Regions from separate parts of the Homo sapiens genome. Here region 2 is linked to region 1. Evidence: read pairs that join two places in POLR2A ChIA-PET (ENCODE). Cell type or tissue: PC-9. All regions are shown on one strand. Links, peaks and the distances in the headings refer to the core of each region. The heading gives the core; the rest is flanking DNA. Region 1 overlaps MAP3K13 (mitogen-activated protein kinase kinase kinase 13). Region 2 overlaps LIPH (lipase H).

Region 1 (4,392 bases), core at 172-4,171:
AATGTTTTTCAAAGATTATGTAAGATGGAAAATTGAGTCGTCTTTGGGTCCTCAGTCTAGTTAGTTATTTTTAATTTGAGTAATTTAAAATTCAGCAAATAATATTAAAAGTAGAAGTATTTTCTCTGAATTATCTTCCTGTACACTCATAAAACCCTCTAAAACTTTAAAAGGAAGAAATTTTAAATTATTCCTTTTTTTTCTTTTTTTTTTTTCTGAGACAGAGTCTCACTCTGTCACCCAGGATGGAGTGCAGTGGCACGATCTTGGCTCACTGCAACCTCCTTCTCCCAGGCTCAAGTGATTCTCTTGCCTCAGCCTCCCGAGTAGCTGGCATTACAGGCATGCACTACTATGCCCAGCTAATTTTTGTATTTTTAGTAGAGACGCGGTTTCACCATGCTGGCCAAGCTGGTCTCGAACTCCTGACCTTGGTGATCCACCTGCCTCAGACTCCCAAAGTGTTGGGATTACAAGCGTGAGCCACCGCGGCCTGGCCAAATTATTATTATTTTTTATTTTTGAGAGGGAGTCTAACTCTGTTTCCCAGGCTAGAGTGCAGTGGTGCAATCTCGGCTCACTGCAACCTCCACCTCCCGGGTTCAAGCAGTTCTCTGCCTCAGTCTCCTGAGTAGCTGGGACTACAGGCGCGCGCCACCATGCCCAGCTAATTTTTTTGTATGTTTAGTAGAGACAGGGTTTCACCATCTTGGCCAGGCTGGTCTTGAACTCCTGACCCTGTGATCCACCCGCCTTGGCCTCCCAAATTATTCTTAATGATCTAAAACAACACAGTATCCAGCCTGCACAAACTTCAGAAAAGTGTGCTCTTTGTCCCGGAATGGAAGGGTCCCACAGAAAAGGCACCAGACACAGCACAGCATATAGATAGCCAGAGTGAACAAAACAAACAAAAATTGTCTATGTGCATCATAGAGAAACCTGTAGACTAGAGAAGTTTCCATGCTAATTTGAGAATCAGGAACTATTATCTATACACATTTTTAAAATAATTCGGGTATAGAATTGGTTTTTATTAAATATTCTTTAAATATACATATGTATACTTGTATGTGTGTATTGATGTACATGTTTATGTTTTCTTGGAAGGGGTGTTTGTACTCAGGCCCCATGTTATTGTATTATCATGGAATACTGTGCCCATGGACAACTCTACGAGGTCTTACGAGCTGGCAGGAAGATCACACCTCGATTGCTAGTAGACTGGTCCACAGGAATTGCAAGTGGAATGAATTATTTGCACCTCCATAAAATTATTCATCGTGATCTCAAATCACCTAAGTGAGTTCTGGGGCTAATGTTTCAGCTATTTTGGTTTGTTGTTTTGAAATACAGAATTTTTATCAACCTCAGTTGACGTTTTCAGACATCATACCTTTAGTTCAGTTTCAATCAGCACAGTGGGTAATTCTGTTTGCGCATCTCTTGGGTTATTGTTGACCTACCTGGTTACCTGTAGGGCAGATACGTCCAGGTATCTGAAACCACTTTTCCTTTTTGGTGCTTTTAAATCATACAACTGTGAAACAAAATTCATTATTATCTGAAGTATTCACCTTCTGTCATCTCAGATAGCTAATGCCAGACCTTCCCGCTAGAAGGCTTGATTTGTTGTTTTCCATGTGTTCAAAAAACTTTTTAAACTGAGTTTCAGAAATGTATACAACAGGATAAAATGGATAAATAAGAAACAGGCTAGCTGGGTGGAGTGGCTCACGCCTGTAATCCTAGAACTTTGGGAGGCCAAGGTGGGTGGATCACTTGAGATCAGGAGTTTGAGACCAGCCTGACCAACGTGGTGAAACCCTGTCTCTACTAAAAATACAAAAAATCAGCCAGGCATGGTAGCAGGTGCCTGTAGTCCCGGCTACTTGGGAGGCTGAGGCAGAAGAATTGCTTGAACCTAGGAGGAGGAGGTTGCAGTGAGCTGAAATCACACCACTGTACTCCAGCCTGGGTGACAGAGCAAGACTCTGTCTCAAAAAAAAAATAATAAAAATAAATAAATAATAAAAATAAAAAGAAGCAGAGGCAAAGGAAAAGTAAAAACATTAGAACTAAAAATTGTTCACAAATTATATGCCGTAAGATTCTGTAGACGTGGATTACAGATTTGGCTTTGAGCTTCTAGTGTCTAAGCAAAGGAGGAAATAAACAATTACAAGGTTCACAATGGCCATAGGAAAAATAAACACTGGCTATGTAAGAGAAGCAGGGCTATTTCTAGTAATCTCTGTTTTCAAAATGATTTCTTGGCTACCAATCACTTTAAGAGGAGTGTGTAGTTAGTTCCCCAAATTGAATGAAGAAAGAAATTGATAAAATGATTTATTTCAGTATAACTCCTATTTTTAAACATTATTTTTATTATTTATCATCACATTTTGGGTTAGATAAGCAAAGGATTAATCTCTTTTCAAAATATATTTGTAGCCTGGGCAATATAGTGAAAACCCATCTCTACAAAAAATTTAAAAATTAGCCAGGCATGGTAGTATGAGCCTATAGTTCAAGCTACTCAGGAGGCTGAGGTGGGAGAATCACTTAAGCCCAGAAGGTCAAGCCTACAGTAAGCCATGATCACACCACTGCACTCCAGCCTGGACCACAGAGCACAACCCTGTCTCAAAAAATAATAAAAATTTAAAAAAACTATATATTTATTGTATATACACACACACATATATATATTTGCATAGTGTTTTCATGGTTTATAATATCTTAGGGGGAATCCATTATCACATCTTTGATCCTGGCAAAAACTGTGTGGGATACGTAACAAGTATTGTTATTTTATGTAAGGAAAACTAGAGATTAGCCCAAAGTCATGGGGCTAGGACTCGAACCTAGAATTTCTGAACCAAAGGTTACTGCATTCTACCTCATTATGTGAAGGTAGGGGACTCACAATGAATCCTGCCTTTCCTCCATGGACGGTATAAATCAATCCTTCATTATAAACTTCAAAACAGCTCTTATTTATCACCATCATTCTCAGCAATATTTATTACAGTGCTTAGTTGACTGAACAACCTCCTCCTTGCTTTACTTGCAAGTAAACATGATTGTGTAGTGTTCATTTCTTCCGTTCACATTCTTACCCTGTTGCTTTTGCCATCCAGTGCATACATGTAAAGGACATGAACTACCTGAAGGCCTCTCTGAATGGTCTCCTTTTTAACCAACTTGTTCTCCTTATGAATTAATCTTAGAGGGAAGGAGTCAGGAAGCCGTAGAATAGAGTAGTAATTGGGTTACCCAGTAAGCCTTTCCCTCTATTAGCAATAACACTCCCAACCCCAGCAGCGTTGGCTTCTTTAGGTTTCAAGCTGACTTTGGGAAGACAGAGATCAATCTGACTTGCTGTAACAAGAGATCTCATTACTTACATTAAATCTGCAGGCTCTGTGACCACAACTTTGTCTCAGAGAAGATTTCAGAAAAATTCTAATGTTATATTTTTCTAGTCTCCTCTCAAGTCCATCCTCTCTTGTCACACCAACAGAGGCAGAGAGGAAGTTCCCATAAAAAGTTCCCTCTTTTAGGGGCTTACTGCCTACTCTCACTTTCCTGGTGTATGATATCAATTCTCCAATTCTCTCATATATCCCATAATATTTTAATCCTTATGCATTTTCACTAAGACTAACACTGTTAAATCAAAACTCCTAAGTTATATAAATTTTACATATTACGTGCAAAACCAGGGCATGGAGGATGGTATTCAAAAGCAATTGTAAGCTCTGAGCTATTTGGTAAATAGCCATTGGTGTTGGGGTTGTGAGCATGGTAAATGTGAAGGAATCCCTGGTTCAAATGGAGAAGCAAGGGGATAGAGTCAGATGCTTTCTGCCTTACAGCCTCCTCAATTCTGATACTATTTGAGGATGAAGCCTCTTATCATTTTTTTTTTTTTTTGAGATGGGGTCTCGCTCTGTCGCCCAGGCTGTAGTGCAGTGGCACAATCTCCACTCACTGCAAGCTCCGCCTCCCGGGTTCACGCCATTCTCCTGCCTCAGCCTCCCGAGTGGCTGGGACTACAAGCGCCCGCCACCACGCTCGTAAGCCTCTCATCATTAAACATAGGTCCCTAGATCATTAAAGCCTCTGAAACCCTAAGTCTTTAATTTTCTAAAGTTCTGAACAGGTTATTGCAAGTGAATTCGATCTAATGTGAAGCTGTCAATTTGGTACCGGATTGTATTCATCTTCAAGGCTGGCAGAGAGCACTTTGCCTCAGGCCACATTTTCAGATAACTACTATGACAAGTAAAACAGGACTGGTGTGGAATTTACTTAAGCTTGGATTTATTTCTGCTTTTCCTTATCAGCACTAGTGAAATCCCAGCATATATATTAGCCTTTTAATGT
Region 2 (4,392 bases), core at 267-4,266, 84 kb after region 1:
AAATAAAATAAAAATAAGATAAAATAAAATAAAATAAAATAAAAAATAAAATAATAAAATAAAATATAAAATAAATAAAATAAAATAAAATAAAAAATAATATAATATAATATAATATAATATAAAATAAATAAAATAAAATAAATAAAATAAAATAAAATAAAAATAAAGACAGCAATGGCCAAGAAGATCTGCAGAGAGCCAGAGAGCTGTAGTTGCATCAGAGTGACTCTGTGTGGAGAGATTTAACACCTGCAGCTCAAGAAAATAAAAAGAACCAACAACACTAAGAAATCATGCATGCAAACCCAGTTGCACATAGGAAAACACTTATCTTCATGTTGAAAAAATTAGCCTGTCCTTCATTGAGCATGATGATTCCTTTAAAAATATGCCGGGCGCGGTGGCTCACGCCTGTAATCCCAGCACTTTGGGAGGCCGAGGCGGGCGGATCACAAGGTCAGGAGATAGAGACCATCCTGGCTAACACGGTGAAACCCCGTCTCTACTAAAAATACAAAAAATTAGCCAGGCGTGGCGGCGTGTGCCTATAATCCCAGATACTCGGGAGGCTGAGGCGGGAGGATGGCGAGAACCTGGGAGGCAGAGCTTGCAGTGAGTCGAGATTGCGCCACTGCACTCCAGCCTGGGCGACAGAGCGAGACTCTGTCTCAAAAAAAATTAAAAAAATAAAAATATGAAGAGACCGTGGGATAATCATCCACGCTCTAGCACAAGGTCCTGGGTGCCTACATTAAACCAGCTTCCCTTCAATATTTCGGTGGATTTGGAACCCTGCCTGGAAAAAAAAGTTAGAATCTAGAGGAACCTGATCTGCTCCTACATGATTATCTCTCCCCAGGGGACACTCTTTAGGAGCCTGGCGGTGTCACTGACCCACAAGGAAAGGAGCGTTACCATCAGTGTCGGAATGGATGACATCAACAAACTGCGCATCACTGGGATCTAATCTGTCTTGGTGAGGTTTCCCGTTGAATAAAGGGCCTGCAGGGTCGAGGCCTGGAAGGAAAACAGAGTCACTTGGCAGCCCCACACCATGAGTCACCTGCAGCCGGGCCTTTGATCCTTCTGGATGAGGGTGGCTCCCAGGCTGCAGGGCACCCTCAGGTGGGTGAGCGCTCACACTCCCGTCCCACTTGGCCAGGACTCCTTTCCATGGCTCTGCAGCTTGTTCCCACAGTGGAGACGGTTACCCTGGCTGTGCCCCTGAGAATGGCATCCAGACTCCATCAGGGGCATGTGTCATGCAGAGCTCAACAGTAGGGAACGTACACGTGTATGAGGTTCAAGGGGTGGGGATAAACGGGCGGTCCCCAGGAAAAAAGCACCAAAGGGCACATTAAAGAGAAAAGAGCAGCCTGGGCGCAGTGGCTCACACCTGTAATCCCAGCACTTTGGGAGGCCGAGGCAGGCAGATCATGAGGTCAAGAGATCAAGACCATCCTGGCCAACATGGTGAAATCCCGTCTCTACAAAAATACAAAAAAATTAGCTGGACGTGGTGGTGTGTGCCTGTAGTCCTAGCTACTCGGGAGGCTGAGGCAGGAGGATCGCTTGAACCCGGGAGGCAGAGGTTACAGTGAGCCAAGATCATTCCAGCCTGGCGGCAGAGCAAGGCTCTGTCTCGAAGAAAGAAAGAGAGAGAGAGAGAGAGAGAGAGAAAGAAAAAAAGAAAGAAAGCAAGCAGATGCTATACTCATCTTTATCCCACTTTAGATGAGGAAGAAAGAAAGAAAGAAGAAAGAAAGAAAGAAAGAAAGAAAGAAAGAAAGCGCTATACTCATCTTTATCCCACTTTAGATGACCGAGAAACCTCACTCAGCCCTTCCTTTTTGTTGTTAATAAATAAAGAACTTCCACTCTTATTCATATATGCTAGCCCCTTTGATCCATGTTGCAAACCTGTAAGGGAGGCAGGGTAGCTATTATTATTTTCCAGATGAATGAACTGTGATTCAGGAAGATCAAGAGCCTTGATCAGAACACAGCCTCTTAATGCAACCACTTCTATCTGTTGAACTCTTGGTTTCACTGCCCTGAGTTTAGCAAGCTCGGCAGGAGAGGGCGAAACTCACTGGTCAGGCCAGGTATCAGGCTAGGTATTGAAGAGGGAAACCAAGTGGGTGTCAATCCCTGCAGAATTAACCCGCTCTATAAATGCCTAAACCGGTTTCTCACCCTTGGTCAATGTTATTTGGGTGTTCCTCACTATCACTACGAAGCAGCTGGAAAAACAGGAGAGAAGCTCCTATGATGTTGTAACCACAAAATAAAGATTAAACAACAACAAGAAAAAGCTGGGTGTGGTGGCTGACCACTGTAATCCCAGCACTTTGGGAGGCCGAGGTGGGCGGATCACGAGGACAGGAGATTGAGACCATCCTGGCTAACATGGTGAAACCCCGTATCTATTAAAAATACCAAAAAAAAAAAAAAAAAAATTAGCTGGGTGTGGTGGCACGTGCCTGTAGTCCCAGCTACTCGGGAGGCTAAGGCAGGAGAATTGTTTGAACTGGGGAGGCAGAGGTTGCAGTGAGCCAAGATCGTGCCACTGCACTCCAGCCTGGGTGACAGAGCGAGACTCCGTCTCAAAAAAAAAAAAAAAAGAAAAAAAGAAAAAGAAAAAGAAAGAAAAAAGGAAAAAAAAAATCAGCAGCTCCAAAAGGTCTGGTTTACCAGATCCCTACCTGGAGTGAAGAAGGCTTCAAGGGAAGTCTCCCTTGAAGTTTTTGTCTATGAATGTCATTTTATATCTCCTATCCCCTGGTGTTACATATAAAATGCAAGAGTGTCTTTGCCTTTATTTCCTAAGTTCTAGCCTTTTTCTTTTTCTTTTTTTTTTTTTAATTTGTGGGGGTAGGGGAGGAGAGCCGGTTGTAGGGGCACTTGCTATGTTGCCCAGGCTGGTCTCAAACTCCTGGACTCAAGCAGTCCTCCCGCCTCAGTTTCCCAAAAGGCCGGGATTACAGGTGTGAGCCACCACACCTAGCCTACCTGGTTCTAGCTTTAATCCCTCCATTTCAGCTGGTCGCAGTGGCTTACATCTATAATCCTAGAGTTTGGGAGGCCAGGGCGGGAGGATTGCTTGAGACCAGGAGTTCGAGACCAGCCTGGGCAACATACGGAGACCCTGTCTCTACAAAAAAATTAAAAATTTGTTGAGTGTGGTGGCTCATGCTTGTAATCTTAGCTACTCCGGAGACTGAGACAGAAGGATCACTTGAGCCCAGAAGTTCCAGGTTGCAGTGAGCCATGATTGTGCCATTGCCCTCCAGCCCAGGCGACAGACCAAGCAAGAGAGAGAGAGAAAGAGAGAAAGAAAAGAAAGAAAGAAAGAAAGAAAGAAAGAAAGAAAGAAAGAAAGAAAGAAAGAAAGAAGGAAAGAAAGAAAGAGAGAGAGAGAGAAAATAAGCAGTGCCTGGCGCGGTGGCATGCGCCTGTAGTCCCTGTAGTCCTAGCTACTTGAGGTGGTGGGGAGATGGAGAGAAAGCTGAGCTGAGAGGATGGCTTGAGGCCGGGAGTTTGAGGCTGCAGTGTGCTGTGATTGCACCACTGCACTCCAGCCTGGGTGGCAAAGTAAGACCCTGTCTCAAAAATAAATAAGTAAATAGGCTGGGCACAGTGGCTCATGCCTGTAATCCCAGAACTTTGGGAGGCTGAGGTGGTTGGATCACCTGAGGTCAGGAGTTTGAGACCAGCCTGGCCAACATGATGAAACTCCATCTCTACTAAAAATACAAAATTAGCCAGGCGTGGTGGCAGGCACCTGTAGTCCCAGCTACTCGGGAGGCTGAGGCATGAGAATCTCTTGAACCTAGGAGGCGGAGGTTGCAATAAGCCGAGATCGTGCCACTGTACTCCAGCCTGGGCGACAGAGTGAGACTCGGTCTCAAATAATAATAATAATAATAAATTAATTTAAAAAATACAAAAATTAGCTGGGTGCGGTAGCAGGAGCCTGTAATCCCAGCTACTTGGGAGGCTGAGGCACGATAATTGCTTGAATCCGGGAGGCAGAGATTGCAGTGAGCCAAGATCGTGACACTGTAATACAGCCTGGGTGACAGAGTGAGACTGTGTCTCAAAAAAACAAAAATAAATAAATAAAATTAACAGAGCTTCAGTTTCAGAGCTCTAGATTCATGATGAATAAAACATCTGAACCAGGGCAATTTTCAGAGTGATAAGGATGCTATTAATAAGCCTGGGAGTTTGAGGCTGCAGTGAGTTGTGATTGCACCACTGCATTCCAGCCTGGGTAACAAAGTAAGACCCTGTCTCAAAAATAAATAAATAAATAAAATTAATGGTGAGAGCCTCAGTTTATAGCAACCTCCAGATTCATGATGAATAAAACATCTGAAGCAGGAC

Evidence for each region. ChIA-PET counts read pairs that join two places held together with the same protein. Peaks named below come from ENCODE experiments on the same cell type or tissue, not always from the same donor. Only the 100,000 strongest peaks of a DNase experiment are listed, where the experiment ranks them.
Region 2: POLR2A ChIA-PET joins it to region 1 with 9 read pairs; 3 of 35 experiments call an interaction of 5 or more read pairs at or near these places.

Annotation. Positions count from the first base shown.
Region 1 is chr3:185,442,335-185,446,726 of GRCh38, forward strand. It overlaps MAP3K13 (mitogen-activated protein kinase kinase kinase 13), which reads left to right. Exons shown (of 14, transcript NM_004721.5): 4 at 1,111-1,302. Among named protein-coding and RNA genes, the nearest start is that of TMEM41A, 55 kb to the right of the region's middle. In PC-9, for the core only: no CTCF peak of the experiment used is centred there; no DNase peak of the experiment used is centred there.
Region 2 is chr3:185,526,566-185,530,957 of GRCh38, forward strand. LIPH (lipase H) reads right to left here. Exons shown (of 10, transcript NM_139248.3): 4 at 919-1,020. Among named protein-coding and RNA genes, the nearest start is that of LIPH, 24 kb to the right of the region's middle. In PC-9, for the core only: no CTCF peak of the experiment used is centred there; DNase peaks (open chromatin) are centred at 1,116 and 2,156; H3K27ac peaks cover 1,586 bases.